2 separate regions of the Homo sapiens genome follow, and region 1 is linked to region 2. Evidence: read pairs that join two places in POLR2A ChIA-PET (ENCODE). Cell type or tissue: PC-3. All regions are shown on one strand. Links, peaks and the distances in the headings refer to the core of each region. The heading gives the core; the rest is flanking DNA.

Evidence for each region. ChIA-PET counts read pairs that join two places held together with the same protein. Peaks named below come from ENCODE experiments on the same cell type or tissue, not always from the same donor. Only the 100,000 strongest peaks of a DNase experiment are listed, where the experiment ranks them.
Region 1: POLR2A ChIA-PET joins it to region 2 with 5 read pairs; 1 of 35 experiments calls an interaction of 5 or more read pairs at or near these places.

The regions. Positions count from the first base shown.
Region 1 is chr14:65,667,690-65,684,672 of GRCh38, reverse strand. FUT8 (fucosyltransferase 8) reads right to left here. Exons shown (of 11, transcript NM_001371533.1): 7 at 15,193-15,430. Among named protein-coding and RNA genes, the nearest start is that of MIR625, 210 kb to the right of the region's middle. In PC-3, for the core only: no CTCF peak of the experiment used is centred there; no DNase peak of the experiment used is centred there; H3K4me3 peaks cover 636 bases; H3K27ac peaks cover 613 bases.
Region 2 is chr14:65,161,737-65,178,719 of GRCh38, reverse strand. No RefSeq gene overlaps it. Among named protein-coding and RNA genes, the nearest start is that of LINC02324, 52 kb to the left of the region's middle. RefSeq lists a silencer at 4,055-4,349 and enhancers at 7,561-7,730, 7,751-7,810, 9,374-9,473. In PC-3, for the core only: a CTCF peak has its summit at 7,597 (motif pointing left); DNase peaks (open chromatin) are centred at 7,589 and 7,849; H3K4me3 peaks cover 1,218 bases; H3K27ac peaks cover 1,228 bases.

The DNA.
Region 1 (16,983 bases), core at 3,578-11,577, 510 kb before region 2:
CATGATTCAATCACCTTCCATCAGGTTCTTCCCTTAACACCTCGGGGTTATAATTCAAGATGAGGTTTGGGTGGGGACACAAAGCTAAACCATATCAAAGCAATAGCTTTAAAATGCTAGTTTGCCCTTGACAACAGATAATAGCTTCAAAATATAGCTTTTGGAACCATTTCTTTCCACTATTTTTAAAGAATGACATGAGTAGATAGAGGGTTCAGACTATTCTTTAGCTACAACTCAAAGACTACATTCAAATCTTTTGAGAAGAATTCCTTCTTCCCTTTTCGTCATCTTAGCATACTCTAAAGACCTACTGGTAATTCATTTCCGTGAAACAGAATTGCAAGGCAGTCTTTAATAAAAGATGGCAAATGCAATAATTTACAGATGTGTTTTTTTATGCATCTGTGGTTACTCCTGTTTTCACTCAATTACATAGATAATTCCACTACTAAAATACAGAGGAATATGTACTGATAAATATTTAAGGGTATATTATAGTTATTATAGTAGAAGTCTTTTTATCAAACTGAAAATGCGATAAAATATATATATATTTTTAATATAAAATCAATGCCAACCAAAATATCTGCACCAACGTATAACAAAGAAACCAAAGTTGCTACTTATCATTAATATATATTCTTTTCAGGCTAAGAAAAATGTTCAAAGAAGAGATTTCACTTATTCAAATGAGAAACATTTAATTTCAATTATATATCCACAATAGAATAGGGAACAGTGATTTGCCCACATACACATTAATTAGTTTAATGATTATATATTAATATTAATGATATTCAGAAAAAGAAACAGCTTGAAGCTATTATCAGATTTTAAAAAAATGTCATGAATATAGACATAATATTCATTATTCATACAATGGATGCTATTCTACACAAACTGTAAAATCAGGGAATCTTTATGCCTCCTCTGCTTTTATTTTTGGTGTCTGGAATATTTTTCAATCCACATAAAGTATCCTTTTTTCTCTTTGAGAATAAAATTCCTCAATATCCAAATATTTGATTATTTAACTGTAATATTCTTAATTATGTTGGCAGAAAATGCATCTCCCAATGTAGTTTAATATTTTTCTGTGTGCTTTATTTACAAAATATAAATCTTTCATGGCAGTGTTATTATATTTTTGGCACTGTTTACAATCAAGGGTTGAGTAATAACAATGCCAATCTTGTGTCATTTCCTCAATTCAATTAAAAAGTTTCCTAACAAGCAATTCTATCTTAACTTGACAACTTTTGCCAATATTCTTCAAAAGCATGGTTTCATTTTTTCTCCCAAATTAATGCAAATGCATTATAAAATTACATGCTGAATTCCTAAAAATAAGAAACCTGGCCAGGAGTGGTGGCTCACGCCTGTAATCCCAGCACTTTAGGAGGCCCAGGCGGGCGGATCACGAGGTCAGGAGTTCGAGACCAGCCTGGCCAACATAGTGAAACCCCATCTATATTAAAAATACAAAAAATTAGCCAGGCATGATGGTGGGCGCCTGTAATTCCAGCTACTCAAGAGGCTGAGGCAGGAGAATCGCTTGAACCTGGGAGGTGGAGGTTGCAGTGAGCCGAGATGGTGCCACTGCACTCCAGCCTAGGTGACAAGAGTAAAACTCCGTATCAAAAAAAAAAAAAAAAATTGCAATTACTGTGAATGTAAACATTGGTTTTCAGTTTTGCCAATCCAATGACAGCTAAGACTGAATACAAAATGCAAGGTTTATTTAACTAAAGCACTACCATTTTCACATTTTTACAGCTTAAAAAATAACTTGCACTGAAGCACCCTCTATCAGATTTGTTTTTGATTCACTTGAAAAATACAAGATAACTATCAGAACCAATTTTTTATTCACAACTGACTAAAGGCTAAACTAAGAAGCAGATGTTTTGATGCACTCTTCTACATAATTCAGCAAATAAGAGGTAGAAGGAAAAATAATGCCCAGGAGTTCTGGTATCTTGGCATGTCATGGGCAAGTATTTTTATCATCACCTGCCAAGTACTCCGGGTGTGCAGATTTCTATACCTAAGATGTCTGGTCACTTTACAACTTTTTCAAAACCAGTTCAAATGCCATTTCTTCTAAGTTTTCTGGCTGGAATGACTACAACCTCCAATCCCTTGGGGTTCCTTTTTTTTTTTCTGAGACATGGTCTTGCTCTGTTGCCCAGGCTGGAGTGCAATGGCATGATCCTAGTTCACTGTAGCTTTGGACTCCTGGGCTCATGCAATCCTACCTCAGCTTCCCAAGTAGCTGGGACTACAGGCATGTGCCACCATGCCCAGCTAATTTAAAAAAAATTTTATTTTTAAGAGACCAGGTCTCACTATGTTGATGAGCTGGTCTCAAACTCCCAGTCTGAAGCGATCCTCCTGCATCAACCTCCCAAAGTGTTGGGATTATAAGCGTGAGCCACCACACCTGGCCCCCTTGGGATTCTTGTTTAAATCTTTATAATAACATCACTAACCACATTTTGCCTCTTGAGGCAGACTTTTAAAATGTTTGTGTTTATTTCCTATTTGGATTGGGAGCTTCCAGAGTTACAGGGACTCTCTTTAACCATCTTTAGGCTGGCAAACACTTTCTGTAAAGGGCCAGATAGTAAATATTTTATGCTTTGCAGGCCACATATGTCTCTGTCACATCTTTTTTTTAAAACAACCTGTTGAAAATATGGCAGGCCTTACAAAACCAGGCTGTGGGTGTTATAGTTTGCTGATCCCTGAGCACAATATTTAAAGGTCAGGTTTTGAAGTCAGACTGGGTTTCTGTATCAGCGGCTGTACTACCTCTGGCAAGTTACTTACCTATATAAAATGTGGATAATAAGGGTTATTGTGAATATTAAATTAGATTATATGTGATGTTCTTAGCACAGTAACGTAGTATGGTTCACTAAATATTAGCTATTACTGTAATGTGATCACGATCATAGTGCCTGAACTGAGCAGTACTCAGTATATTCACTGAATCAAAGATATCCAAAAAGACACTCACATACACACATACAACTGAGATTTTATAAAGAAAATGCCTTATTTTCTATAGTTTTAAATGCAAAAATATTTTTTAACTAAGTTATTTTCAGTTTTACTGGAAACATTAGAAATAAAAATCTTTAAAGTCTTTTAATATTAGGATAATTTTAACCAATGCAAATATATGAAGGCAAAGTTCCACCATAATAAAGCTTGTAAGAAACCAAGAGGATTAATTCTAGTGAAATTTTGTTATAAACAACAATAAGGCCATCACATTTTTAAAACATTCTTCAAACATTTCCATGCCTATTACTTCATTTGCTCTTCACCAGAAACCTTTGAATAACATAGGTAAGGTGGTATTTTCTTTATTTGATAGATTCAGAAGGAGATTAAAATTTTTCAAGGACCATTCTGCTTATCATAGACAATTTAATTTAAAAAAACTGAGTAACAAGTATTGGCCAGTAGTATTAGGCAATGAGGAAACAAAAATAAATAGGACAAGCTTCTTAAAGAACTCACAGTATACTCAAAGAAACATGAACTGTTTAAATACAGTGAAAACATGGGGACAATTGGAGGGAAATATCACAAAGGGAATGATACTAAAAGATAAATAGGATTTCATGGGATGAAGTGGAGGAAAGATATTCTCTAGAGAGGAAGAATTACATGTTCCCAGTATATCAGTAAAAGTACACAAAACTTTCAAGGAATACATTTGTAGGTGGACTAGTGAATTATGGAGTGCAGGGCACATTTTGAAAAGCAGGCTGTTTATGTGAAGGAGCTTATATCCTATATTCTAAGCAAGGAGTTTCTATACACTAAGCAGCCATGGAAGGCCTTAGGAGAGAAAGTCATATTTGGTTTCGAAAATATCATTCTGATGGCACTGTGGAAGACAGATTAAAAAGAGAAGGATTCTGAGAGCAGAGGAGATACTGAAATAATTTTTCCATAGAGGGATTAGGCATATGTAGGCAAGTTAAAGAAACGTATACTTTCATATGACCTAACAATACCACTTCTAGGCATATGTACAGCTTTCTAATCAACATGCTGTGAAATATCTGATGGCTGATAAAAATTTAAAGTGTAAGGATAGACACAAATAGAGCAGCTGAACAGGATGGAGAAACCAGAAATAGATCCATATATTACTGATTGATTTTAGACAAAAGGGACCAAGGCAATTCAAATGGGAAAAGTTTTCAACAGATAAGGCTAGAACAAATGAATAAAAATACGGAAAACAATGGTCTTAACCCTTATCTTATGTGACACATGAAAATTAACACTAGAGAGATCATAGACATAAATGCAAAAGCTAAAACTATAAAGTTTCTGGAAGAAAACATAAGAGAATATCTTTAGGTCATCTGTCTTCTGCCACTGGCACTCCTGGTTCTCAGGCCTTCAGGCTTGAACTGGAATCATTACACCATCAGCCCTCTAGCTCTCTGTCTGGCCTTTCAACTATAATACACTACTGGCTTTCCTGGGTCTCCAGCTTGCAGATGGCAGATCGTGGAACTTCTCAGACTTGATAACTGTGTGAGCTAATTATAAGGTACTGACCTTATAATACATCTTTCAGGCTCTATCTCACTATATATCCTATTGGTTCAGTTTGTCTGAAGAACCCTGACTAATACAGTGGGCCATATACAATGGTTCCTCTGTTGGAACCATTTAACTCTGTCACTGTAGTGTAAAAGCAGCCATAGACAACACACTAACAAATGGGCATGAATATATTCTAATGAAACCATATTTACAAAAATAGGTAGGGGGCTAAATTTGGTCTGAGGACCATAGTTTGTCAAGCCCTTTTTTAGAGCATAAGATTTTATATGTGACACACTGTCAGAGACCTCTGTAGCTTTGCCACCATCCCCCAGGTGATAATATGGGCAGTAAAAATAATTTTTACATATAGTATAATGTGATACAGTTTGTAAGCACTGCCCTAGGAAAATTAATATATATGCACAAAGAGATATGCATAAAGATACTATGTCACTGTTTATAATGGCAAAAACTTGAAATAATTTACATGCTCATCAATGAGGCAATATATAAATCATGATACAGATGTACAAAAATTACAATAGTTGAATGAACTCAATTTCCATTATTAATGCATACATAAAACAAATGGGTGCCTCTAAGATGGTCATTTATGACAGGCCATAAAATATTAATCTTCCCTCTGAAATAGAGACACCATATAACTTTTAAAATGTAGATAACATATTCTGAATTCAATCTAGGTATTATATTTCCAAAGAATGCAGAAAGATTGCTGTATAGATTCTAATGTCTCAATTTGGGTGGCCCCATGGTTGGTACTGGATCTAATCTAGAAAAGAGGAACATACAGTATAATGCCTATTTTTGCCAATGTCCTATTATTAATTCTAAATTATATGGATCAAGATTTGCCAGATGTAGCAGCAGAGGCAGGTATTTAACCTACTCCCCAACTCCTACACTTGATTTCAGTGAACACAGCAAGATGGGCAGTGGCAGCAAAGAAAGAAAAACACGGTGATTTACTCTTTCATCAACTACTTTTTTCACCATGCCTTAAAATCCCACTGAAATGTTCCAGTTCATTCCTAGCCAGAACCTAGATGCACTAAATAATAGCTTCAAATATAATATACAAGACCCAAAACCTAGAGAGGAAAGGATCATGCTGCAGTGCTTCAATACTACGTTTTTGGTTGCTTACATAATCTCTGCTGGTCTGGCATTATGTAGCTCCTTCCAGTCAATAGAGAGATACCAAAGGGATGTTTTCTCAGTCAAAGGCCCTCACTGTTATGTATTTATTTCTAATATTCAGATCCTTAGGATTTGTACAATTCCATTGCAGTGTTTAGAAAAAAAGACTTTTAAATGAAAAAACCCTTTCTACTTTTAGGTAAAATTTACGTGGAAATTCCTACCTGGGGTATGTTCAGATTCCTAAGCGTTAGCTCCCACAGAGTAGAGGCTTCACAGGGGCCTATTTTTGCTTCTCTTAGTATTATATACATATTAGAGCTCCAAGACAAAATGGTTTATTCCTAGTACCCCCCTTTACTCCCAGCCATCATCCTATCAACTTGGAGACCTTAAAAAGACTATCTGAAGACTGTTTTGTCAGGAGAGCTCTCTGACTGGGGTCAGCGATGGCTCTAGCTAAGAAGGCAACCCTGTCCCAGAAACTAAGAGAAACTGGTCAGCTCCTTGATTAGGAGCATATTTTTGATGTTTAGTCAGCCTAGACACTGAGATTTTTACAGGGCAACCTAAATAAAACCCAACAGAAGTGGAGAATGATCCTCATGTGGGCTAGGGGAGCTAGGGAGCCAAAGCTGGCTCTCTTTGGGAGGATGGCTACACAAAAAGCCATCAAGTAGCTCTGAGTTTCATTAATGTTGGCTGTTAAAGTTAAAAGAAGCCCTGCTGAAACTCTATAACCCAATCATGCTATTATTGTTATTTTGCTTTGTTCCCATAAAACTAAAGTGGTAATAATAACATATGGTGATTTAGAATATATAAACCACTGTCAAATATATTATCACTCTGAATGCTCATAACAACTCTGTAAGGTACACAGAACAGGGAGGTTAAGGGACACTACCCAAAGTAACACAGCTAATAACTTCTGACTCCAAATCAATGACACTGATCTGTCCTGGTAAATGATGTTCTTCATTCTCTAAGAGCCCAGCTCATGGATCTAGTGAAGTCTCTGATTGCTTTAGCCAGAAACAGTTTTTCTATTCTCTGGTGGCCCACAGGACCTTATACCTCTCTTATGACACTACCTTTTTTACATTTACAGATGTATGGGTCTCATGATACTCAATGACAAGTTCCTGAAGAGTCATCTTTATATTTCCCATGGCATCTAGAAACATTCAAATTTTTACTGAATGACTAGTGTACTTCCCTGTTTATGGTACTGATCCATTTTTTTTAAAGAAACTTTATAATTAAAAACATTATAAATATAAATGTGCCCATTATTTATACCTAATACAGTATTTGCTGGCAGTTGTACTTTTTCAAAAGTAAAGTTGGATATCAAAATCTGAACAAAAATGATAACTCTAATTGTAATATATCTTTTGGGAAAATCAGTATGACTTATAGTATCACTAGTTGCAATTTCTTGCTTCCAGAGAATATAACCTGCATTAAGTTTAATGGCTACTTATAATAGGAGACTAAACTTAAATTGAATCAAAAGGAGGACCTCTTTAGGAAGAGGTGGAAGACTCAACTCTAATTATTTTCAATAACTGCTAAGAATATTTTTGATCTTTGTATTTGGGGAAGCAAAACAAAAGAAAGAAGCCTGATACCAAAGTATCATCTAAGAAGGTTTATGATTCTGTAATCTGCTTTTGACCTTCTGCTAAGGCAACAAAAATGCATGAGTAATAAAGTCTATTACTTAAAAACACACATGCGCACACACATACGTGCGCGCGCATGCGCGCGCGCACACACACACACACACACACACACACACACACACACAAATATGTCTTTCTTTCCAATGGAACTGATGTATAAACCACTATAGAACTTTCTTACTGAGTAACAACCTTTTGGAGGGAAAAAAATATGTATAACTCCACTAAAGATCACGGACTTTATTATTTCCTATTCCATGAAATTAGCCTACAATTTATATAATCCTGGGGAAGGGAGACAAAGAAATTACAGATTCACATCATACTCAGAGCTCTGGCATATAAAACTAACCAAAAGGGACAGGATGCATTCTTTACTTTCTTCAAAATGTCAACAATTATCTTGTTTGTAGAATCACTCTAACGTGATCCACATGTTTTAAGCAAACAAGACTCTGTTATCAAAATGCTACTGAAAGATTGCAATCTTCTTTTTCTATACTTTGGTGTTTGAGTTGAAGGTCAACTGTGACTGAGACTCAAAGATTCACATAAGTATGTCTGAGGAAAACAGAAAAACCCAAATACTTACAAAAGGAAGAAAGGAAGGGAAGGAGGGAAGGAAGAAGGAAGGAGGGGTGGGGGGTGACTCAGGGGACCGACTACTAGCTCCTATTAGAAAAAAGATTATTTACTTTGTAATCTAGCTCCGCTGGAATGTTTCAAACACGACTCAATTTGTAATAATTTATGCCAAATCTTTAAGGAATACATCTATCATAATAGGTATATCAGTATTTATAAAAACACTGATAATTTCTGAGACAGTTATCAAGGCTATGTGGCCCAGACACCCCACAGGAAATTAAGAACACCTGGATTCTATCTCTAGCTCTAACAACCTTGGATAGGTCCTAAATAGACTTTAGGAGATTTTTCAGAAACTTTTCCAATGAAATAGTTTACACTCCATAGTGAGGTGGATGCTAAATACGTATTGCTTTTTCCTAAGTCACACGTCCTTTTATCTCTGAACTCATTCTGCCAGAACCTTTTCTAAAAAGGGGAGAATAAATTGCTTAAAAGATTCATTCTTGGTAATAGACTATTTTTTCAAAACAAAATCTACAGTTTAATAAAAGTGCTTCACATAGCTAGAAGGGTAATGTTTTGAAATTTGGATGGGGATCTGGGGAGACAGGTTTTGTTTATTACATTTATTTTTTGTTTATTTATTTTTTTTGAAACAGAGTCTTGCTCTCTCGCTCAGGCTGGAGTGCAGTGGCGCGATCTCGGCTCACTGCAAGCTCCGCCTCTCAGGTTCAAGTGATTCTTCCCTCTCAGCCTCCTGAGTAGCTGGGATTACAGGTGCCCATCACCACGCCAGGCTGATTTTTTTTTTTTGTATTTTTAGTAGAAATGGGGTTTCACCATGTTGGCCAGTCTGGTCTTGAACTTCTGACCTCTGGTAATCCGCCCACCTCGGCCTCCCAAAGTACTGGGATTACAGGCGTGAGCCACCGCGCCCGGCCTCTCTTATTACATCTAATGTGCTCTGGTCAAACGCTTGGCACTGTGTAAATAACCTAGAAGGTAAATAACCTAGAAGTACCTTGCTGCTTTGCTCCCATATGGAGTCTCTGTCAAGGTGAAATAAACAGCTAAAAAACTCATAGAATGGTGTTTCTTAAAATTTTCCACCAAAATGCTCCTAACAGCAGAGGAAGGTAAATTCATGCTACTGAGAATATGAAGTCTGGCCTCAATCAATGGGCTGGAGTTTGATCAAATTTTCATTTTATACCATTACAGATCTTGTTTTATTATTTGAAAATGATTTAGCTTACCTACCAGTAAATAAAATTAATAGTCCAAGAAAATGTACCATGTTTTATCCTGGTAGGTTGCAAATCTCTAATTCACTTTCCCCAGGTTTACTCACAACTCAATCTGAGAAGCACTTACAGGATAAACACGAAAATAAATATCTGTAATTGTAAGAGTGTAGGCTCACAAGGGTCAAGGCTACAATGTGGACAAAGCTTCAGTTCCCTATTCCTGTATTTCCTGATGATCCCACTAGATTTTAATGAGATACCATAGACTTCTATCTCCTTAAGTGGGAAATGAAAGAAGATGTAATGGTGAAAAGCAGCTTAACTTCTTCTGAGACATTAAGTATATTCTAACTGGAATTTTAAATTCCTGAAGCAAAGATCTTTCTTTCTTTTGTGGCCCATAAGTAGTAAAACAAAAAAGTTTTATAGCAGTTGAATCAAAAGTCCTTATGTACCTGCAATGATACTTGTTTAGGTTAATGATTCTAAAAGGAGTCAGGTAAAGGGCAGAGAAACCTACTAGAATCTTGGAGAGGAGACAGCTAGCTTTTCAACTATATGTGGTACCAACTCACTCTCCAAATAGCCTCCTGCACAACCAGATCTTTGCTGCAACAAAGCCAGTTTCACTAATTACACAGAATAACTATCATAAGAAAGAGTATACCTTCTATCTTAGGTATGTTGAGATAGAAAAAATACTTAAAACTGCTGAAGGCTTCAGGTAGCTGCGGAGAGACTCTATGAGTGGCCCAGAATTTTATTTTGATTAAATTGTGGGTTTATTAAGCATAGAGATATTCTGAATGTCTAGAAGTTATTCTCAGAAGTTATCTTGCTTCTCTGTATTTCTTTCAACTTTTCCATTTAACTTAGACAGAAAACTACATATGAAGCTCTTATAAAGGCATGATTTTCATCTCAGAATAAAAGGATAACTTTCCTGTTGTTGCAGGTTATAACCTAATAATATATTCCAGGTGGACAGGGAGGTAGATAATGAGTATCATGAGTTTTTTAAAGAGCTAAACTGAGGTTCAGAAGCTAAGTTAATTCACAAAGTTCAGAAAGCTAAAAACAACAGAACTGGATCAGACTCACAGTCTAATATCCTTCCTCTCCCTCAGATCCCCTAAACAGAGAAATCAAGATTTTTTGCAGCATAAGGGATCAAAAATAGTAAATGTACTTGTTTTAAGTTTCTATTAATACAATTATCAAAGACTGAAAATACTACTGTAAAAAGACTTAACATATGCATATCTATAGCCTAATATGTATATTATATCTATATATTCTTAATCACATTATTGCTTAATATCAGTTTATAAATTAGTCTACCTGACGTCAATCCTTATTAAGGATACAACTTGGTTAGAATATTTAGATGATTCCAACAGACATCTTAGTAGTTTTGTAAAGGTTAAAATATTAGTATCAAAGGAAAGACTGAAAGTATAATTTCATTTGTGTTCTACTTGCTAAAGATTTTCCTTCTGACCTGAGTGAGATATTTGAATAAACAGTTTAATAGTTATGAGATAACAAAAAAGTCATCTGAAATCAATTTCTTATAACTCTGTCTACTCTCTAAACCAAAATCAAAAAAACAGCTTTGACTCTCGAATTAAAACCTGTCAGTTTTAGTGAAGAACAAGAATACACAACCATCAAAATGGAAATCCTGTAAGTGATGCTTGTTTTTAAAAGGAAACATTAGCTAGTCTCTCAGTATTCAAGCTTTACAATGAATTACTACTAGTTCCCCCAGTGACTCCATGTTCTCTTGCCTGTCTTTTTACATGTTGTGCCCACTGACAGAAAATTCTTCCACCATGTCCCTACCTGGTTGACTCCTACTCATAATTTAGGTCTCAGCTTAAAAATCATTTCTTCCAAAAGAACCCCAAATATGCATTAGATATTTGCTTCAGGGTAGTCTTAACCATACCACCACATTAGCACAACATATTTTAATTGCTTATTCAGTTGTCTATCTTTCCCCCTTGACTGCCCTTTACACGAAAGAGACTGTGTCTGTCTTCATGTAGTACAGCATAGGTATCTAGCAAATAGCAAATACTTTAATTGAATTACTTTTATTTCAAGGTTGCCTCCACATAAACCTTAAGGATGTCAAATAAAACTCTTTGACTAAAACCTTTTGGAAATGAGGCATGGAGAGAAGGTAACTGTTCAGTTTAGATAAGTGGATATACCAAACGGTCATCTACCTAAACATGTATTTAAACCAGGCACCTCGCCTCCAGGGCATCAAACTTTATCGTATTTATAAATTATTTTTTTACTAGTCATTATTTTCATTTACAAATAAAATTTTCCAATTACATTTATCATATTAAGAATTCAGTTTAACTTATGTATTTATTAAGACAGTGGGAAAAAGACAAGAGAAGGAAAGACAGAACAGCCTAGGTAGTTTAACTGTTAAGGTGAATAATTTTTAATTTTTACAAGGAAAAAGATTGAAGTGGGGAACTGAATTTAAGTGGAGTTCTCTATCACTAAATCATCTATTCAATATTGTTTATATAAGCTAGAAAAGCATTTTGAAAGCTAGTCATCATATATAGCCTAAAATAGTCAATATCCTTTAAAAAACCAAATTATAAATTGTTGAGGCCAGGCACAGTGGCTCACACCTATAATCCCAGCACTTTGGGAGGCTGAGGTGGGAGGACTGCTTGAGGCCAGGAGTTTGACATCAGCCTGGGCAATATAGTGAGACCCTATTTCTAATAAAAAATAAAATAACTAGCTGGGCATGATGGAGCATGCCTGTAGTCCCAGGTGCTGTGGGGGCTGAAGTGAGAGGACTGCTTAAGCCCAGGAGTTCGAGGCTGCAGTGAGCTAGGATCATGCCCCCGCACTCCAGCCTGGGTGTCAGAGCAAGACTCTGTCTCTAAAAACAAAACAAAAAACAATAAATAAATATTGTTGAAAGGTACTTCAAACTATTAAACATAAAGGCAAGATTCCCATTTTGAATTATCACAAGCAATCTATGTGGAAGAATCAGGTCTAGTATGTGTAGTTAGTTCAGGCTGAGGAAACATCTTGTGGTGTAAAAAACTAAATTGATCATTTCATCAACAACCTTAGGGCACATAAACTATTAGGAATAGACATGGCATGTACAGGTGATGGGAAATATTTTGATTACTTTTTACTGGAAGCATTACCTTTAGTATTTTCCTTCACTTAACCATTTTACTTGGTACAAAGGATATAGTTTCACACACAAACATAAAATAATGGAGGAGAAAAATAGACACCAACCATAATAAGGTATGATATAGCTATGAAATGATCACTGTACAAACTAATTCCTGCACTGGTGGACAGACTTGAACAAGAATTACTAAATTCCATCTGCAAGGACATCATGTCAAGTTATGTATGAACAATAATAATTTCACAGTAATGGTGACAAAGGAAATATCCCAAGATTTTTTGTACAACTCAGAATGACAACAGACACAGCTGATTTATGACTAACTAAAGAATTAAAGTCAAGGAGCTTATTAAAATTCACTATTTCCTCTAATTCTTGGAAATATGTTCAATAGTTTCTCTAAAGGGCACATATATAGATAATGTAAATAAGCAGATAAATTGATGGCAGCCATACTCTTCATAAAAACAAAAATATTCTAAGCTTAAAAGAAATCTCTTTTCAGATAAAAGATTGGTATCTAAATTATTAAAATTATTTAATTCCTAGATATTCCAGGCAGTTTCTGTGCCTCTAATCATCATTCTTCTAGTAATGATGGTAGATTATTCTGCTAGTAACGAGGTAAAGTGTTTGGCATGAGTTTACTGATAAGGACTTAGACTGGGGGTATGTACAAGTGAATGTGCTAACCAGAGTTCTGGCATTTATAAGCTGTATGACCCTGGGTAAGTCATTTAGCCTTAACTAGGCCTTTGATTCCAGATGAATAAAGAAAGGATGCTTTCTACATCCTCTTTAGTTGTAACATTAAGAAATTCTGAGTGTTTGAAATTCAAGCCATGTTAAATTTTCATACCCTGTGGTTGCCACTACCGACTACAAAATGTACAAGTAAGGATTAAAAATCAAACAAACCAAATAACCACTTGTAGCACACGGGCAGGGCTAAACTATATATTAAACCTGATAAATCTGTAACTTTTCACTTTTCTGACTACCATACAAAAAGTTGTCTCCCCCTAGAACCAGGGAAACATAGTTTGGCCCTGGCTATTATTTCCACAATCAAGGAAGTTTAAACTGAACTAAGTCCATGAAATGAAAAAAGTTAGCCATAGTGGGGCTGGTAGAGTTTCTTTTCCTGAATGACAAATTTAGTATCTTCCTAACCTTTATAACTAATCTGTTGGCACTAGCCGTGAAAAGTACAGACCAGATCAGTGGAAGATATAACCTTAAAACTAAAGCTTAACTAGGTTCTAGATAAAGAGGTTCACCTTAAAATCTGAAGTGAGTTAAAAATAAAAAATCGGGTGATATATAAAATAAGGCTTCTAAAACACCCTACAGAAGACAAAACACAATACTTTTAATCCATACAGGACCTCTTGCAGAGCAACTCAAAGTATTTTATAGAAAGTACTCAATTAAGTTTCATGACACTTCTGCAAAGAGTCAGATATTACCGATTTTTTTTCAAAGGAGGCAAAAGAAATGAAGGAACCAAAGTTACTTTGCTGATGACATAGCTCCCTATTTCGTATCTAGTGTTGTAGCTCGTGAAAAAAGGTGCTTAGCCCCACAATAAATGATATTAACTGAAGTGCCTCAGTTTTTTGAAAAATGTTGGACTTCCCACAAGATATGAGTGCAGAGGATGTGTACTGTCTTGCTTAGTATTTATCCTGATCACTTAATTCAGTATCTGTCACACTGTAGGCACTCATTATACATTTGTTTAATGAATAAAGGCTATTCATAATAGCTAAAAATTACTAGATATAAGTTCATATATCAGTACTAAGTGCATTACATATATTATTTCATTTAATCTACCAACAATTCAATAAAGTGATTACTCTTCATTTTACTGATAAGGAAACTAAGACCTAGGTTAAGTAACTTGTCCAAGATTACAAAACAATAAAGCCACAATTTTAACAAGGTAGCCCAACTTTAGATCTTAAAGATCATGATTGTAGAAAGAAAAGCACTAGACTAGCGGTAAGAAATTCTTTTCTATATTCTACTCCTTCACCACTTCCTTGGAGAGAAAGGAAATTTCTTACTGATGTTTCTATCTGCTTATAATGCCTAGTATAGTACCTTAGTCACATTACTATTCATTAAATGTTTCCTGAATACAATTAAAATCACATAAACAAATTAGGCTTCATTTGAAGATAAAGTTACCAGCAAGGTCCACCTCAGTGGTTCTCAAAGCACGGTCCCTAAACCTAAAACTTTTGTCAGATATTAAAACTCTCAGGCTGCAGCCTAGACCTTCCTTAACAGAAAATGGAGTTTTATGAAACCTTCCAGATGATTCTCATGCATGCTCATGCTACTCATATATAGTAGTCCATATAAACTGGACTACTTTATATGATGATTACTTCATATTAAAATGAGTTCAATAATGTGAAATCATCTTATAGAGTGAAAGTCATATCATTATTATTAAAAGATTAAATTATGCTCCCTGAAAAAAACTCAGTGATTTTGCTAAATTCACATAAAAATGAGCATCAGAAATGAAATACATAATAAAATACTTTTAAGATAAAATACTGTTCTTCTAGATTTTATCTGGATAATGTATAGTATTCATGGATCCAGAGGAAAAGATAAGTATGTTCCATGAAGGTCTACCTAGAAATCTAATAATCTGGTAATTGAGTGAAACAGCCCAGAGATCTCATATGCTGCACAAGCTCCTTACCTGACCAGTGTCCAGTGGAGATGCCAGATCTGTCTGTGCATGTCTCACTTACAGGCCTAAATACAGTCTCCCATCCACCAGTAGCATAGCGCCAATTCTGAGATTCCAAGATGAGTGTTCGCTGGGTGCCATATGCAATCATGAAGCAGTAGACCACATGATGGAGCTGACAGCCATAGCCACAGCCTTTGTTGATATTACACACCAGCTTTTTGGCTTTGCTGCAGTCCTTGGGATTCTGTCAGGGAGAAAGAGAAATGAAAATAAAGATAAGTTGTACAGAGAGGTCAACTGCTCTTTTTTTTTTTTAATCTTTCATCTTCAGGGGTACACATGCAGGTTTGTTCTATAGATAAATTGTGTGTCGTGGGGTTTGGTATACACCCCAAGTAATCAGCATAGTAAGTGATATGCAGCTTTTTGATCTTCACCCTCCTCCCACCTTTCACCCTCAAGTAGGCCCCAGTGTCTACTATTCTCTTATTTGTGTCTATATGTACTCAATGTTTAGCTCCCACTTTTAATAAGAACATGAAGTGTTTGGTTTTCTGTTCCTGCATTAGTTTGCTTAGGGTAATGGCCTCCAGCTCCATCCATGTTGCTGCAAAGGACATGATCTCATTCTTTTTTATGGCTTCATACTATTCCATGATATATATGTGCCACATTTTCTTTTTTCAGTCTACCACTGATGGGCATCTAGGTTTATTCCATGTCTTTGCAATTGCAAATAGTGCTCTGATAAACATGTTAATTGCATGTGTCTTTATAGCAGAATGATTTATATTCCTTTGGTTATATACCCAAAAACGGGATTGCGGGGTCAAATAGTAGCTCTCTAAGTTCTTTGAGAAACTGCCAAACCACTTTCCAATGGTTGAACTAATTTACATTTCCACTGGCAATGTATAAATGCCCCTTTTCTCTGCAGCCTCACCAGCATGTTATTTTTGGACTTTTTAATAACAGCATTCTGTTGCCTCATTCTGATGGTATATCACTGTGATTTTGATTTGCATTTCTCTAATGATTAGTGATGTTTGATACGTATTGACTGTGTATATGTCTTTTGAAAAGAGTCTGTCTTTTGAAAAGTGTTTGCCTTTTTAATAAGGTTGCTTTTTCCTTGTTAAGTTCCTTATAGATTCTGGATATTAGACCTTTCATAGCTTGCAAATATTTTCTCCCATTCTGTTGGCTGTCTGTTTACTCTGTTGATAATTGCTTTTGCTGTTCAGAAGCTCTTTAATTAGGTTCTGTTTGCCAATTTTTGTTTCTGTTGCAACTGCTTTTGGCGTCTTCATCATGCAATCTTTGCCAGGGCCTATATCCACAATGGTATTCCCTAGGTTTTCTTCTAGAGTTTTTATGGTTTTAGGTTTTACATTTAAGTCTTTTATCTATCTTGACTTAATTTTTGTATATAGTGAAAGGAAGGGGTCCAGTTTCAATCTTATGCATATAGCTAACCAGTTATCCCAGCACAATTTATTGAATAGGGAGTCCTTTCTCCTTGGCTTGTTTTTGTCAGCTTTGTCAAAGATTAGAAAGTTGTAGGTATATGACTTTATTTCTGGACTCTCCATTCTGTACCACTGGTCTATATGTCTGTTTTTGTACCAGTACCATGCTGTTTGGTATGGTGATACATGGTATGGGTACCATGGTGTTTGGTACCCATACCATGGTTACTGCAGCCTTGCAGTATAGTTTGAATTCGGGTAATGCGGTGCTTCCAGCTTTGTTCTTTTTGCTTAGGATGGCTTTGGCTATTCAGGCTTTTTTCTGATT
Region 2 (16,983 bases), core at 3,595-11,594:
CCCTTTATTTCTCAAGCCGGCCGACGCTTAGGGAAAATAGAAAAGAACCTAAGTGACTATCGGGGCAGGTTCCCTGAGAAGAATATCTCTCAATGCCCATAGATACCCTTCTGTAGCATTAAATTTAAGAGATTCAAGTTGGTGATTTTTTTAGTGGATGTACTATAAATTATTTATCCTTTTTTCTACTATCGGGTAGCTACATTGTTTACACATGTTACTATTATGATATTCTGTGGACTGTTTTAAAAATAAAATAAATGAATGGGGTTACAGTAGGGAGGTATAATGGCCAGTGTGGGAAAGACACAGCTACCAGGTGAGGTGGCTCACGCCTGTAATCCTAGCACTTTGGGAGGCAGAGGTGGGTAGATCACTCGAGCCCAGGAGTTTGAGACCATCCTGGGCAACATGGCAAAACCTTGTCTCTACAAAAAATAGAAAAATTCACCAGGCATGGTGGCACACATCTGTGGTTCCAGCTACTAGGGAGGCTGACACAGAGGATGGCTCGAGCCCAGGAGGTTGAGGCTGCAGTGAGCCCAGATTACGCCACTGCATTCCAGCCTGTGGCACAGAGTGGGACCCTATCTCAAAACAAAACAAAAAATTAAATAAATAAAAAAGAAAAATGCAACATACTACAGAAAAGCGGTATGAGGGAAAATAGTTGCTTTCAGAAAAATATCTCCATTTAATATCATGTAGACCACACCTGGAATTTGGGGATTTTTCTGGGCTCTGCTCTCAGCTCAGTAAGGTTTTTGCTATTTGAATGACTATAAAGAAGCTTTATCCATCTGGATCCTGTTGTTGCTGTGTAATGGGGGTGGGTGTGTGGGTCACTAATTCCATCAACTTTGATTCGATATGTTTCTGTTATACTAGTTAACAAATTGCCCCAAAACGTACTGGCTTAAACCAATCATCATATTTGCTTATGTTTCTCTGAGTCAGCAATTTGGACAGAGCTTTGTTGGGTGGTTATTCTGTTCCTCATGCCACTGGCTGAGGTCATTTACTAGGCTTCATTTACCTAGTGGCTAGACAGAAAGGTCTAAGAAAATTTCACTTACGTGTCTGGCACCTCAGCACTTCTCCACTTGGTCCCTCTCTCCACGTGGTAAGGTTGAGCTTTCTCATGATATAGAAGTTTCAAGGTAACCAGATTTCTTATATGGCAACTGCTCCCAAATGGGACAAAATTGGAAGCTACGGATATCTTAGGGCCCAGCCTTAGAAGTTATACAGTGTTACTGCAGCCTCAACCTCCTGAGCTCAAGCAATCCTCCTGCCTCAGCTTCCCAAGTAGCTGGGATTATAGGCATGTGCCACCATACCCAGTTAATTTTTTAAATTTCTTTGTAGAGACAAGGTTTTGCCACTTTGGCCAGGCTGGTCTCAAACTCCTAGGCTCAAGTGATCCACCTGCCTTGGCCTCCCAAAGTGCTGGGATTACAGATGTGAGCCACTGTGTTTGGCCTCCAGTGTATTCTATTTGTCAAAACCAGTGTCAGAGTTGGTCTGTTTCAAAGAAATAGAAAATAGACCACACTTCTTGATAGTAAGAGAGGCAAAGAATTTTAAACCTTCTTTAACTCACTACAGTGAATATGATGAATACAATAGGATTATAGCGTTCTCCTATAATCAAGATACATAGAATATAATGGTGTCATAAAATACTATGTCCTAAGTATGCACTCAATCGACTAGAAGAGAGATTTAAGCCCATTTATAGTCAATAATTTTGCCCAAGTTCTGAGCATACACCAAAATAAACCATTGCCGAGATGGTATGTGGAAAATAGAATCCCTGGCAAAACTCACCCCTACAAGACAACAGTGATACCCATCCCAACTCACAGCCACCACCCACAATACTGGAGAAAGGCTCTGGGTCTTGGACATCTCAGCTCAACTCCTCCCTCTGCCATGGAGCTTCTTATAGACTTCCCACTCCTTAAATATAGTAATTCTTTCACAAGTCTGTTATAGGAGTTTTGAGATCTTTGTGAGAACATTTCTGCTAAAATTATAAATATTGGCTCTGAAACTGTTAATGTGCTTCCTCAGATGGCAAAAGAAAATAAGGTATATGTTGCCCTATGAAAACGGTGCATTTTCCATCTAAGAGTTAATGCTATCTTGCCACATGGAAACCTTGAAAAAAAACACTAAAATCCCTCCAACAGCATTAGGCCCTAGAAGTCTGAGTGAATCAGCCCAGATGAAGGAGCCCTTCTTGGCTATCCCCGTTTCAGTTACTGTGATGATGCAGGGAGTTTCTTCATCATACACACTTCCATCTTAGAGCTACTTTTTTTTTTTCTTTTTTTTTTTTTGAGACGGAGTCTGGCTCTCTCGCCCAGGCTGGAGTGCAGTGGCATGCTCTCGGCTCACTGCAAGCTCTGCCCCCAGGTTCACGCCATTCTCCTGCCTCAGCCTCCCGAGTAGCTGAGACTACAGGCGCCCGCCACCATGCCCAGCTAATTTTTTGTATTTTTAGTAGAGACGGTGTTTCACCATGTTAGCCAGGATGCTCTCGATCTCCTGACCTCATGATCCGCCTGCCTCAGCCTCCCAAAGTGCTGGGATTACAGGCGTGAGCCACCCCACCTGGCCAGAGCTACTTTTATTTTTTACAGGGTTATCCAAGCACTGAGTATGGTCTACATTTAATATCTAGTTATTAGTTGACTGATTCCCACTTGATTGCCAAAAGATGCTGCTATTTTGTACATAGCATCCCTGGAGGAAAGCCATTTGGAGGTTAATATGTGGGCAAATGGGCCACATGAGGAGCAGAAAGTTGGATCCTCTGTAATCAATACACAACCTTGGCCCCAGCCATGGGGTCCACCTTCTCCACAGGAATGAACAGCGTATGGCTTTTAGAAGGGCTTAGCCAATCTCCGTGGCTCATCTGTAATCCCAGCACTTTGGGAGGCCAAGATGGGAGGATCACTTGAGGCCAGGAGTTCGAGACTGGCCTGGGCAACATAGTGAGACTCCATCTCTACAAAATAAATAAATAAATAAATATTAGCCAGGTGTGGTGGTGTGCACCTATAGTCTTAACTACTTGGGAGGCTGAGCGGGGAGGATCACTTGAGCCCAGGAGGTCAAAGCTGCAATAAGCCGTGATCACGCCACTGCACTCCAGCCTGGACAACAGAGCAAGACTTGGTCGCTAAATAAATAAATAAAATGTAAAAAATAAAAGGGCTTAGACTTAGTGTCTTGGAGTGAAAATGAACTCCAAGCTGATCAGATAAGGGTTGACCAGCTCTTTCTTTAATTTTAATTATTTATTTTTTATCTCCCTTTCCTGGTACCTTCATGACTGGCTCTTAAATATTTAAATTTTCTTTGTCACAGGCTAGCCTGAAGCTCTGTGCCTATTTGATTTATATAACTCATATCTGGTTGATGTTGGTGGATTGAGACAAATATCTTTTCAGAACTGAAAATGACTCTATCTTTTTTCTTCTCTATGTTTCCCTCCAAGCAAAAGCCAGTGCTCTAAAAAGCTAAGAGTCAGACAGATAGATGCCCACTTCCAAGAGAGGGTGAGTTCTACCTTGCCCATCCCCTAGTCTTCACTTTGATTGTCCCTAGACCACTGGGAAGGAATCAAGACATTATTTCATTCCATTGGGATCATTTAAAAATAGCAGAACCACTTTCTGCTTCGCTGCAGCTCATGATAGTGAGATGAGTGAATTAAAGCGAATGGCTGTTAGAGAAAGTAGGGGAATGAATTTTAATGCAGCATCTGGCAAACCTGCCTTTGGAGTCTTTTCATGCCATGACCATTGTGCAGGCATTAGGGTAAGTGCTTTGGGACTTGTATCCAGGTTCTTGGACCTGGATACGAGGTTCTAAACAAGCCAGACCAAATGTAGGGGGAGGAGGCATTAGACCTCACAAGGCTGCCCTCACCCCACCCTGCCAAGGTCTGAACCCAAAGTTAGCGGGCTCTGCATACTGAACCTTGCTCTCTGGCCCCAGGGAAGAACGTCCCCCTGCTGTGGAGAGATGTCTGTCCCAGAGAGAAAATGGCCCCTTCACCTGGTTCCAGAGTATTCAAAGGCACTCTCGGACAGAAGAGGAAAGAGAGAGGAGTGTGTGAGAAAGAGAGCAGGGGAGGGGGAGACAGTGAGAGCGGGCGAGCATGCAGACTAGGAACTCGGTCTTGTTTCTCACATGCTCTCAGCTCTCTGAGCTGGGTCAGTGCATCCCGCCGAGACCACGCCCTCCTGTCCACAGAAACCTGAAAAGAACCACCAAGGGGCTTCTGACTTCATTCACTGGCCTTATTCGGCATCGTAACAACTGACTTTATCCCGGCTTTATGGTTTGCCTCTGTGACATCCTGAGGGAGTAGTTGCACTATACATACACACACACTCACGACTTTCACACACACATATCACACACTCACACAATTCACACACAATCACACACAATTCACACACACAACACGCACACATCACATACAACTCACACATCACACACAACTCACGGACATCACACAAATTCACACACACTCTCACAACTCACATCACACACAAATTCACACACACACCCCACACACATTCACATACCATCACACCCCCACACACTCAGCACACACACTCACACATTTACACACACACAACCTACACTCACATATCACACTCACAATTCACTCTTACATAACACACACACTCTCACATCCACACACCCCCCACACACCCTCACACATTCACACACACTCACCCCCCACACACACTCACACACACCCCTTCCTCACACTCCCCCATTCGACAGAATTCTGCTTTGTAAAGGGAGCTGTGAGGACGGAAATACTAAGGCATACCATCAGAGGGAGGGAAAGAAAAGACTGGGAAGAAAATTCACTGAAAAGGATTTCTGAGTCTGCAGATGGGGAACTTTTTCTTTTGAAACCATTTCAGACTTACAGAAAAGCACAAAGTACTTTTCACAGAAAAATACAAGAGTACAGACAATTCCTGTGTCCTTTTCACCCTGTCTGCTTCTGATTTTCCTTCCCTATGTAGACTGTTTTCTGAACCATTTGAGAGTAAGGTGCAGATAAGATCCCCCTTTATCCCTAAATACTTGAGTGTATGTTTCCTAAAAAACATGAATATTCTCTTTCATAACTCAAATACATTATCTAACTCGGGAAATTAATATTGACACAACACTATTATCTAAACTATACATCTTTCTGATGTAAAATTTCACCAGTTATTCTAATAATGTTCTTTATAAGAGCAAAATAATGTTCTTTATAAAGAGAAAAAAATGTTTTGATCCAACATCCAATCCAACCTCTTAACAATGTCACGACTTTTTTTTTTTGAGACGGAGTCTCGCTCTGTCGCCCAGGCTGGAGTGCAGTGGTGCGATCTTGGCTCGCTGCAAGTTCCGCCTCCCGGGTTCACGCCATTCTCCTTCCTCAGCCTCCCAAGTAGCTAGGACTACAGGCGCCCGCCACTAAGCCCGGCTAATTTTTTGTATTTTTTTAGTAGAGACGGGGTTTCACCGTGTTAGCCAGGATGGTCTCGATCTCCTGACCTCGTAAGCCACCCGCCTCGGCCTCCCAAAGTGCTGGGATTACAGGTGTGAGCCACCGCGCCCGGCCTTTTTTTATTTTTTTGAGACGGAGTCTCACTCTGTCGCCCAGGCTGGAGTGCAGTGGCGCGATCTCGGCTCACTTCAAGCTCTGCCTCCCGGGTTCATGCCATTCTCCTGCCTCAGTCTCCCGAGTATCTGGGACTACAGGCGCCCGCCACCACGCCCCGCTAATTTTTTTTTTTTTTTTTGTATTTTTAGTAGAGACGGGGTTTCACTGTGTTAGCCAGGATGTCTCGATCTCCTGACCTCTTAATCTGCCCACCTCGGCCTCCCAAAGTGCTGGGATTACAGGCGTGAGCCACCGCGCCCGGCCAGCAATATCATGTCTTTTTAGGTTTCTTCAATTAGAATAGTTCTTCAGCTTTGTCTTTCATGACACTGACATTTTTGAAGAATGTAAGCCATTTATTTAATCGACTGTCCCTCCTTTTGAATTAGTCTGATGTTTCCTCACAATTAGATTCCGGTTGTACCTTTTTGGCAGGAAAACCACAGAGGTGATATCATGTCCTTCAGCACACATACATCAGGAGATATATGCTATCAATCTGTCCCATTTGTCCCTTGCGATGTTAACTTTGATCATTTGATTCAGGTGGGGATTATCAGTCCTCTCTACTGTAAAGTTATTATTTTTCTCTTTGAAATCAATAGGTGTTTTATGAGGATCTACTTTGAGATTGTGTAAATACACTGTTTCTCATCAAATTTTTACCCACTAGTTTTAACATCCCTTGATAATTCTTGCCTGAATCATTAATGACTCTAAGGTTTACCAAATGGTCATTTTCTAATTTTATCATTTCTTATACCTATATTAGTTGTAATTTTACTCTAAGGAAAGCCTTTTTCTTTTTCTCCATTTATTTATTTGCTTATATTAATATGGACTTAGATTTTCACATTTTATCCAATTTATTATTATTATTATTTTAGATGAAGTCTCCCTTTTGTCATCCAGACTGGAGTGCAGTGGTGTGATCTCGGCTCACTGCAGCCTCCGCTTCCTGGGTTCAAGCAATTCTCCCGCCTCAGCCTCCCGAGTAGCTGGGAAAACAGGTGCTCACCACCATGCCCAGCTAATTTTTGTATTTTTAGTAGAGATGGAGTTTCACCGTGTTGGCCAGGCTGGTCTCGAACTCCTGACCTCAGGTGATCCACCCGCCTTGGCCTCCCAAAATGCTGGGATTACAGGCATGAGCCACCGTGCCCAGTTGATTATTATTATTATTTTTTAAAAGTTCAGATTGTCCAAGATTTGAATGGGAGCTCCTTCCAGCTTCTTCTTCTTCTTCTTCTTTTTTTTTTTTTTTTTATTGAAACAGGGTATCTTTTACTACATAGCACAGGCTGGAGTGCAGAGTGGCTATTTACAGAGGTGATCATGGCTCACTGCAGCCTCAAACTCTTGGGTTCAAGCAATCCTCCCACCTCAGCCTCCTGACTAGCTGGGACTACAGGTGCATGTTACTGCCCCCCAGCTAGGGTTATTTTTGAAGGTGGATTCTCCAAAACTCTGGTCCAGGCTATTTCTCCAAATTATGAATGTTTAAACAGCATTCAAGAATCTAATTTTTAACATTATGAGAAAGCACAGCATCTATGCCAGTGAATTTTAGAGTTCCAACGAAATAACAAGATGTTTATTTACATACATTTTATAATCTTCCTAAAGACCAGACTCATTTCCTAAGTGAGGACATGACTTCCTCTCTCTTCTCCCGGTCCTGATGTATGTCCAGTCCATTTCACAGTAGACCTACTGAGGAAGTAGCAGGGTAGAGAGGAGAGTCAGGGAAGTGGGAAGGTGAGAGAGAAGTAGGGAGGAAAAGGAACAGGAGGAGAAAGAACTCCTCTCCTCTCCTCATTTGTTCAGACGGTCTGGCACCTACAGCCTCCTCATGTCCCCCAGCCCCACTGCCCCCTCCTGGAAGTCAGCGCACTGCTGCCGCTGGCATTCACATCGTGTCGGCAGGACGCCGCGTTGTCAGAGGTTAGAGACAGCCACTTTCATCTCAGAAAAGGGGCCGGGAGATGACCTGGGTTATATAGAAGGAACTCAAGTCTTCTTGCCGCAGAAATGCCACTGGAAGGGATGGAGGAGAGAAAACCCGGTTGTATGATGTCTGCATTGCCCTCCTCGCTGGAACTCACCACAGGCTGGAGGTGCTTCCGGCAGAACCGAGCTCCGGGGAAAGCCTGTGATAAATCATCTCTGTCTTTACTAGCCAAGGGTTGCTATGGCAATAGGAATACACTGTAGGTTTTAAGAGATGTAATTTTCTGTGATTCACTGTATATTTTTAGCCATTTTTCCCTCTGTATTATCTCCCTGTGGTAATTGCCTATTAATGCTGGTCTGTACTAAGATTGGACTAAACGGTCGATTCTCAGAAGAGATGAAAACCCTGGAGCTCAGTAAGTACAAGGGGGTGATGGCCCATGAACTTAAGAGTAACCTGGTAGAACAACCAGATTAGTTCAGGACATGGATGAATTCACGTGGCCCATGCTACGTCTGTCTTGGGAGGAGAGTAAAGCAGAGTGAAGGGACCCAGCAATGTGGCTCTGGAGTTTTGGGAATGGGAAGCTGAGTCACACTACCCACTGAAATCCATATGCTCGAATGGTGTCAAGGGCAGGCCACAAAAGTCAGAAACGAGCATCCTGCGCAAGGGACACTAGGACCCAGGTTTCCAAACAAAGGAACTGTAAAAGCTTCTAACCTTTTGTTTTTTTTTTTGTTGTTGTTGTTGTTGTTTTTTTTTTGAGACAGAGTCTCGCTCTGTTGCCCAGGCTGGAGTGCAGTGGTGTGATCTCGGCCCATTGCAAGCTCCACCTCCCAGGTTCATGCCATTCTCCTGCCTCAGCCTCCCGAGCAGCTGGGACTACAGGCGCCCACCACCATGCCCGGCTAATTTCTTTGTGTGTTGTTTTTTTTTTTTTAGTAGAGACGGGGTTTCACCGTGTTAGCCAGGATGGTCTCGATCTCCCGACCTCGTGATTCACCTGCCTCGACCTCCCAAAGTGCTGGGATTACAGACATGAGCCACCGTGCCTGGCCTCTAACCTCTTTTAATTTAGTTCAAGTCTTCTATTGTTTCTTATCTTATCCTTCCTTCTTTATTCCTTTCTTCTTTCTTTCCTTGCTCTAATTTTACTTTTTTTTTTTTTTTTTTTAACCGTAAAATCAGGGGAGAGACTAAGAGGAGGTGAAAACAGAATGTATCTAGTTGCTATTGGTTCATAGTTGTATCAGGGGTCTTTCCATCCAGGCCACAGAAAATCCAGCCTAAACTGCTTAAGCAGAAAGAGAACTTACTCTTTCTCTAATAGCTGAAAAGTCCAGGGGCTTGGGTTTAGTCTCAGGCACAGTTGTATTCAGAAGGCCAGATGACATCATCAACATCTGGGCTGTCTGACACACCACTAAGTTTCACTGATATTTGGGCATTTGGGCTGCAATAACATGAAACTCAGCTAACAGAGGCTTCAACAAAGTGTGGTTTGTTTTTCTCACATAAGAAGTCCAGAGAGAGGTTTATTTTTCTCATTCAACAAGCAGCCCAGAATAGGCATAGATGACGTTACTATGCAGCAGCTCAGTAATGTCATCAAGAACCCAGCCTCCTTCTTCATTTCAGCTCTACTGTCTTCAGGGTCACAGGAGGACAGGTCCAGCTCTAGACATTCAAGGCAGAAAGAAGAGGCTAGCTAACTTCCGATTTTTTTTTTTTTTATCCAGAAAAGTAAATCAATCCCCAAAGTTCCCAGCTGACCTCTGCTTCCAGTTGATTGAATACATCAGTGCCATGAGGCCACTTTAGCCACAGAGGAGGCTGGGAAAGTACGTTTTTAAGCTTTTTTGGTCCCTGCAGTAGAAGCAGTGTTTTTTGTTTGGTTTGGTTTTGCCTCATATAACAGTCAAAGAACAAACCGTACCCAAGATTGTGAAAGGGTTCTGCCTCTTCCTTGCAGTCTGACCAGTCACTCCGTTGTCATATCCTAGCCAAGAAGGGAGAAGGTATAAGAGAAGGGCAAGAAGCTTTCTTTTAAGGATGCAATGCATAAGTTGCATTCATCACTTCTCTTCTGCCCATATGCTATTGGTCAGAACATAACCACATGATCACAACCAGCTGTAAGGGTGGCTGGGAAATGTAGTACTTGGGTAGCCATGTGCCCAGCTAAAACTTGAGGAGTTCTGTTAGTCACATGATGAAGAAGAGGGGTATTTTGAAACAACTAGCAATCTCCTCAGGTGTAGTTAGAGCTCCATGATGTGCTCACTTCACATTGCATGCCTGTATCAAAACATCTTATCTACCCCATAAATATATACACCTACTATATACCCACAAACATTTTTTAAAAATAAAATAAAACAAAAATAAATTAAAAAATAAAAAAGAGCAGTTATAGGAGAAAGGGTTTGGATGGCTATTAGATTCACTCATTCAAGGCCAAATATTTCTGCCTCTGCCACATTCTCAGAGAGGCTTACCTTTGTGCAGGTAAGACAGCTTCAGCATCACCAGCCTCACATTCTCCCTGGTCCAAGACCATTAGTAAAAGAGCTCAACATCTTCGCAGCTACCCTGGGCAGTCTCACCACATCTCCTTGGTTCTTACTGGGTCACCTGCCCATCATTAACTAAGGGGATGCAATGCAATACTCTGGTCATTCCTGAATGACTTGCTCCACAAAATCACCAAGATCTTTCTGGGCCTCAGTTTGCTCATCTGTAAACTAAACATAATAAAACCTACCTCACAGGGTTGGTGGGAGAGTGCTGCTGGGGGACTCAGGCTGAGCTGGGGGTCATTGTCCATACATGCATTTCAGTTTGCCTACTGACCAGACTCACCTTAACAATATCATTTCAAAAAACAAGACCCTCTAAAATCAAAGTAATCATCAGTGGATAGTTAGCCTAGATCTCATCTTATAATATATTCCAAAGTAAAAATACTTGCTAGGTACCTGGCACTGTGCTAAGCACTTTGCATACCTTCTATCAAAACTCTCAAAGTAATTCCATGGGAGAGATACTTTCACTGTTTTCAATTAACAGACAAGAGTGGTGATGGGTGCCTGTAATCCCAGCTACTCGGGAGGCTGAGGCACAAGAATCACTTGAACCTGGGAGGCAGAAGTTCCAGTGAGTCGAGATCACACCACCGCACTCCAGCCTGGGTGACAAAGCAAGACTCTTAAAAAAACAAACGAATAAACAAACAAAAATAAACGAGTAAATAAACAAAAGGGATAAGGAAATTTAGCTCCTTGCCTAAGGTCACAGCCAGCACAGTGATGGAGCCACAAAGCCAGGACTAACTTTGAACCCCCACAATCTCCTCCCTCTTATTGTATAAAAATAAGTAAAAATAACCACATATTTATGAAATCACGAAAACCTTCCTGCTGATTGTGGTGGTCACAAGAAAGCACCTTTTGATGCAGGACAGATGAACCTCCAAATTGGGGCTTAGCCCAGGAAGGTTCTTGGCTTTGCCGAGGAGAAAATTCAAGGGCAAGCCAATGGTGTTGAACAGCCTTTGATGAAAGCGCCCAGTGCACAGGAGCAGCAGAGGTACTGCTCCTTGCAGAACAGGGCTACCCTATAGGCAGTGGGCCCAGAGTAACAGCTCAGAGGAAGTTCTGCACTCATTTTTATGCCTGCTCTGAATTGTATGCAAATTAAGGGGTGGTTTATGCAGAAATTTCTAGAAAAGAGGTGGTAACTTCTAGGTTGTCAAGTCATTGCCACAGAAAGGGGTGGGAACTTCTGGGTGTTGCCATGGTAATGGTAAACTGACAGGGCACAGTGATGGGCGTGTCTTATGGGGTGGTGCTTCTGCCCTGGACTTGTTTTAGTTAGTCCCCAATTTGGTCCAGTATCTGAACCCTGCCTTCAAAGTAAAGTCTCACCTCCTACCTCACTTTGATCTCCCTTTGAGAGAACCTGCTACCAGGAGTAGCAGGATGACAGCCTTACACTATGGATCCTTTGGGCTCCCTGCAGCCTTCACACTGAGGCCTCCCCCTCCCTGGGCACAACAGATGTACTACAGCCAGGCCAGTCCTGTCCAGTGGCAACTCCTCTGTTCTTGGGCTTCCCATAAGCCTGGCTGTGGCTTTCTTGGAGCTATGCTGTAGTCTAGATTCTTCCTACCCAACTCTCTTTCCTTTCCACTCTCCTTCAGCAAGTGCCAGGCCTGCACTGCTGCCTGAGGGCTGTCCTCACCACTCCTGCTCCCACACCCTATATCCTTCACATACATTCTCCCCCGTGCATTTATGCTCTGCCTAATTCCATCTTGGCATGTGTTTCTCAGAGGACCTGAAATGACACACTTCTTGTACCTCCCTTAACTCACAACATGAACTACATCACAGGCTTTTATGTTTCCAAAGATTTTTGAGTGTTAAAGAATAAGAAAGCAATAAAAATAATAATTCAAAATTGGGCTGTAGGGAAGATCTAATGTGGTCCAATAAAGAGGCTCCTAGCCTGGCACTTAAAAGGTAGAGACTCCTTCTTGAAGCAAGTTTCTGCATAGAGAGAAAAACAATAATCATTGCTGATCTTAAAAGAAACCTAGCTGCATTGGGCATTTTGGATGGAGAGGGTTAGAGGCATCTGAGACTTGCCTGGAGTCACTCCACAGGGTCACAGATAGATTTCAATCATTCTAATCCTCATCCAGAAGCTTCAAATGCTCCTGAGACAAGGAATTGATCCTTTAGCGAAAGAGCGAAGAATGCTACTTAACTCAGCCAAAGAAAAATAATGATCAATTGAGCAAAATGTACTGGCTTTAGACAAGGATCTCCAAACTGAAATGGAATTACTCTTGTTGCCCCTGGGAACACAAACCATGTGCCACAACTACGCTGCCCTGCCCTGCCTCATCCTACCTTAAGGCTTTTTCAGGGGTTACTAACTAGTAGCCACAGAGCAATGTGTCCTACAAACATGTTTTATCTGGTCCCTGTGGTCTTTTTTTACACAATATAAATTAGTTAAGATTTATCAAGTGAGATATTTCACATAAAAAATCTGGACTTCATGCTTCTTTTGGAAAATCAGAAAATCTGACAATATCAGCCCTACATGTGAACTTCCTGCCTCAAACAGAACCAGAATCTCTACTACTCCTCTCCTATTAAACTCCTATTAAACATGCTGGCTTTAACATGCTCAGGACCATAAACCTACTTGATTTTGAGCACTCAGATTCAGATCATGAGCCCTGGGTAGCACTTGGCTGAAGTTAACTGTCAGCTCTTTAAGAAAAATGAGTTAGTAACAATTTTTTTTTTTTTTTTGAGATGGAGTCTTGCTCTGCCACCTAGGCTGGAATGCAATGGTGCGATCTCAGCTCACTGCAACCTCCACCTCCCGGCTTCAAGTGATTCTCCTGCCTCAGCCTCCCAAGTAGCTGAGATTACAGGCACCTGCCATCATGCCCAGCTAATTTTTGTATTTTTGTAGAGATGGGGTTTCACCATGTTGGCCAGGCTGGCCTTGAACTCCTGACCTCAGGTGATCCACCCACCTCGGCCTCCCAAAGTGCTGGGATTACAGGCATGAGCCGCCGCCACTGCACCTGGCCACTAAATAAATTAATAGCATAAACAGGATTTCAAGAAGGAATTTCTTTTTTTTTTTTTTTGAGACAGAGTCTCGCTCTGTCGCCCAGGCTGGAGTACAGTGGTGCAATCTCAGCTCACTGCAAGCTCCGCCTCCTGGGTTCACGCCTGAGGCTCCTGCCTCAGCCTCCCGAGTAGCTGGGACTACAGGCATCTGCCACCACGCCCAGCTAATTTTTCTGTATTTTTAGTAGAGACCCGGTTTCACCATGTTAGCCAGGCTGGTCTCGATCTCCTGACCTCATGATCCGCCCGCCTCGGCCTCCCAAAGTGCTGGGATTACAGGCATGAGCCACCGCACCTGGCTGGAATTTCTTAAAAACTAGTCTTCAAGCACTTAAGTAAGAATGACAGCCATGATTAGCACGGCTGGAAGGTTTGTCAGCACTGACAGCTGGGGACAGGTGTCCCTCGTCAGAGGCAGAGACCCTGGGTTGGAGGAGGTGGGACTTCTGTCCTGGCTTTGTCCTTACTAGTTACACAACCTTGAGCATTGCCTTCACCCTCAGGTCAGGTGCCTGGTGTTGTAAGAGCTAACAGTGCCTAAGTGTTTTACTACCTGAAAAGCAGTCTATTAAGTGTTTTGTATGCATCCTCTCTTTTCATTCCACACCATGTCCTGACGCCATGTACCAGTATTATCCCTAAAGCACAGGAAGGTTTTGTGACCTGTCCAAAGTCAGAGAGTCAGTTGGAGCTCAGATGCTTTGGGCTCCCTGCAACCTTCACACTGAGGCTTCCCCGTCCCTGGGTACAACAGATGTACTACAGCCAGGCCAGTCCTGTCCAGTGGCGACTCCTCTGTGACTGCAGACTCCACACATGCACCTAGAAGACTGTGATGCTTACACCTGCATAGGGTGGTCCGAGGCACTGAAGAAGACTGTGTAGGCCAAGTGCTTTTTGTAATATGTAAAGTGCTACAGGATGATGTTTACTATTATCATTTGAATGCTGCAATTTTCTTTTTCAAAACTGATGCTTTATCTAAAAGTCATCAATTCAGTTTGGCCCCTTCCTACTTCATTCACCTTAATTAATTCATATTTTTCTCTCTTAAAGAGAGAGTAAAGAGCTGGAACTGGCACATCAGTAGTCCTGTATCGCCCTCTGCTGACAACAGTCAGGAAAACTATAAAATTTTAACAGGTGATATTGATTCTCTAAGCCTCCTTGAACAATTTCTGGAGCACCTACTTTGTCCTGGGCATTGTACTAGCTGCTATACGGTCTAGAGAGACTAGGAATGGAGTATACAGGAGATATTATCCTAGATAAGCCTGTCCTGTGTGATTTAGATATAGGAGAAGGAAAGTAGAGAAACCTACAGACAAGGGTGACCTGTATTTCATCTCATAATATATTCCAAAGTAAAAATATTTATTCAGTACTTCCTAGATGATTACCATCAGGACATCACGGAGAGAAGGCCAAAGCCAGACAGAGTTGTCATTATCCCCCTCAAAAGGCCACAAGGAACCCCCAAACAGTGAGGTAAATGGTACTCTTTGCCCAGGCATATGCAGGTAAGTGACTAGCAACCAGCTTTCTGGCCTGGAGAAGCCCTGATTGGTAGTGTTTCCCAATTGTCATGGTGTAAATACTCCCATTATGACCAATTTCAAGCTATCAACATAATGATTCACAACATTTTTGAAAATTTAACAATCGGCCTCTCACAAGCTGTAGGAGCTGGCTCTAACACACCATTTCCTTTTTTTTTTTTTTTTTTTTTTTTAGATGGAGTTTTGCTCTTGCTGCTCAGGCTGGAGTGCAGTGGCGCGGTCTTGGCTTGCTGAAACCTCCACCTCCCGGGTTCAAGCAATTCTCCTGCCTCAGCCTCCCAAGTAGCTGAGATTACAGGTGCCCACCACCACACCCAGCTAATTTTTGTATTTTTAATAGAGATGGGGTTTCACTATATTGCCAGGCTGGTCTCGAACTCCTGACCTCAGGTGATCCACCCGCCTTGGCCTCCCAAAGTGGTGGGATTACAGGCATGAGCCACCACACCTGGCCTCACACCACTTCTTTTAACTCTAGAAAAAATATACCTTCTCATCTTCCTTCCCAATCAACTGGATTCTGGAATTCTCCAAGTTGGTGCACATCTACGGGCAGGGACAGATCAGCTTCACCCCAGAAAGATCAACCCCAAACAGGAAATGGGGAATGCTGGCTGGGTCTTCCCCTACACATCGTCAGGTGGCTCTGGTCAAAGGTCTACTTCACCTTTCCTTCTCTCCCTTCTTCCAGTCCTTCTCCTATCGAACCAACTGAAGAAAGAGGGACTGTCTAGGACATCATGACACATCCCTGAAAGAGAATCTCGTTCTGACACCACCTCCTCGTCTTCATGTCCCAGTTCCCTTCCTTAATGGATTTGGTTCACAAGCCTGCCTCATCTAGAAGCCCCCCCTCACATGCAAGAAGGAGACACCTCCGGGCTCCTGGAGGAACTCCAAGATCTTCTGATATGAAGACGCTGGCCATCTTGGACCATGTGTCTCTCACTTTGTGTAACTCACAAGGAAGAAGGCCCTGCTTTAGCCCCAGAAAAGGAGGAGGAATGTGTAGGGCCATGCAGGGCCTAAGGGAGCAGTTCCCAATTGTCTCCAACTAGAGACAGGACTCAGGCTGAGCAAAACCCAGCTGCTAGGGGCCCAGGAGGTCCAATCTCCTGAGGGTGTGCTTCCTACTCAGCCCAGAAATCATTCCAAGGCCCTCCAGATAAAACTAGAGGCACAGCTGGGCATGGTGGCTCATGCCTGCGATCCCAGCACTTTCGGAGGCTGAGGTGAGAGGATCTCTTGAGGCCAGGAGTTCAACACCAACCTGGCCAACATGGTGAAACCCTATCTCCACTAAAAACACAAAAATAAGCTGGGCATAGTGGCGCACGCCTGTAGTCCCAGCTACTCAGGAGGCTGAGGCACAAAATTTGCTTGAACCTGGGAGACAGAGGTTACAGTGAAGTGAGATCGCACCACTGCACTTCAGCCTGGGCAACAGAGCAAGACTCTGTCTCAAAAAAACAAGACAAAAAAACTAGAGGCCCGATGACCCCACTATCTAAACAGCAGCTGCCAAACCTCTGCCCCCATGAGGTCAGCAGTTCCACTTGCTTATTCTCCCACAAACTAACCTCTGACTTCCTTCTGCAGCTCCCACTTATCCTAAGATTTCAGTGACTTTAACACAAGATGAAATCTACAGTGATGGGCAGGCTTGGGGGTGCATCCTTGTGATCCCAGTACTGTGGGAGGCTGAGGTGGGTGGATTGCTTGAGCCCAGGAGTTCAAGAACAGCCTGGGCAACATAGTGAGCCCCTGTCTCTCAAAAAAAAAAAAAAATTTTTTTTTTAATTAGCTGGACATGGTGGCATGCACCTGTAGTCCAGCTACTTGGGAGGCTGAGGTGGGAGGATCGCCTGAGCCCAGGAGGGAGGAGCTGTGTTCATGCCACTGCACTCCAGCCTGGGCAACAGAGTGAAACTGTGTCTGAAAAACAAACAAACAAACAAAAACAAAAAAACTATAGCAAGAAGACTAAGTTCCTTCTGCTTTTGGTTCAGCTAGTTGGAGTTGTATGTCCTTAAGAACATTTCTAAACCTCTGGGGTTTGTCTTCTGAAGTCTAAATGGAAATAATCATCAGAGAGCACAGTTGAGAGGACTA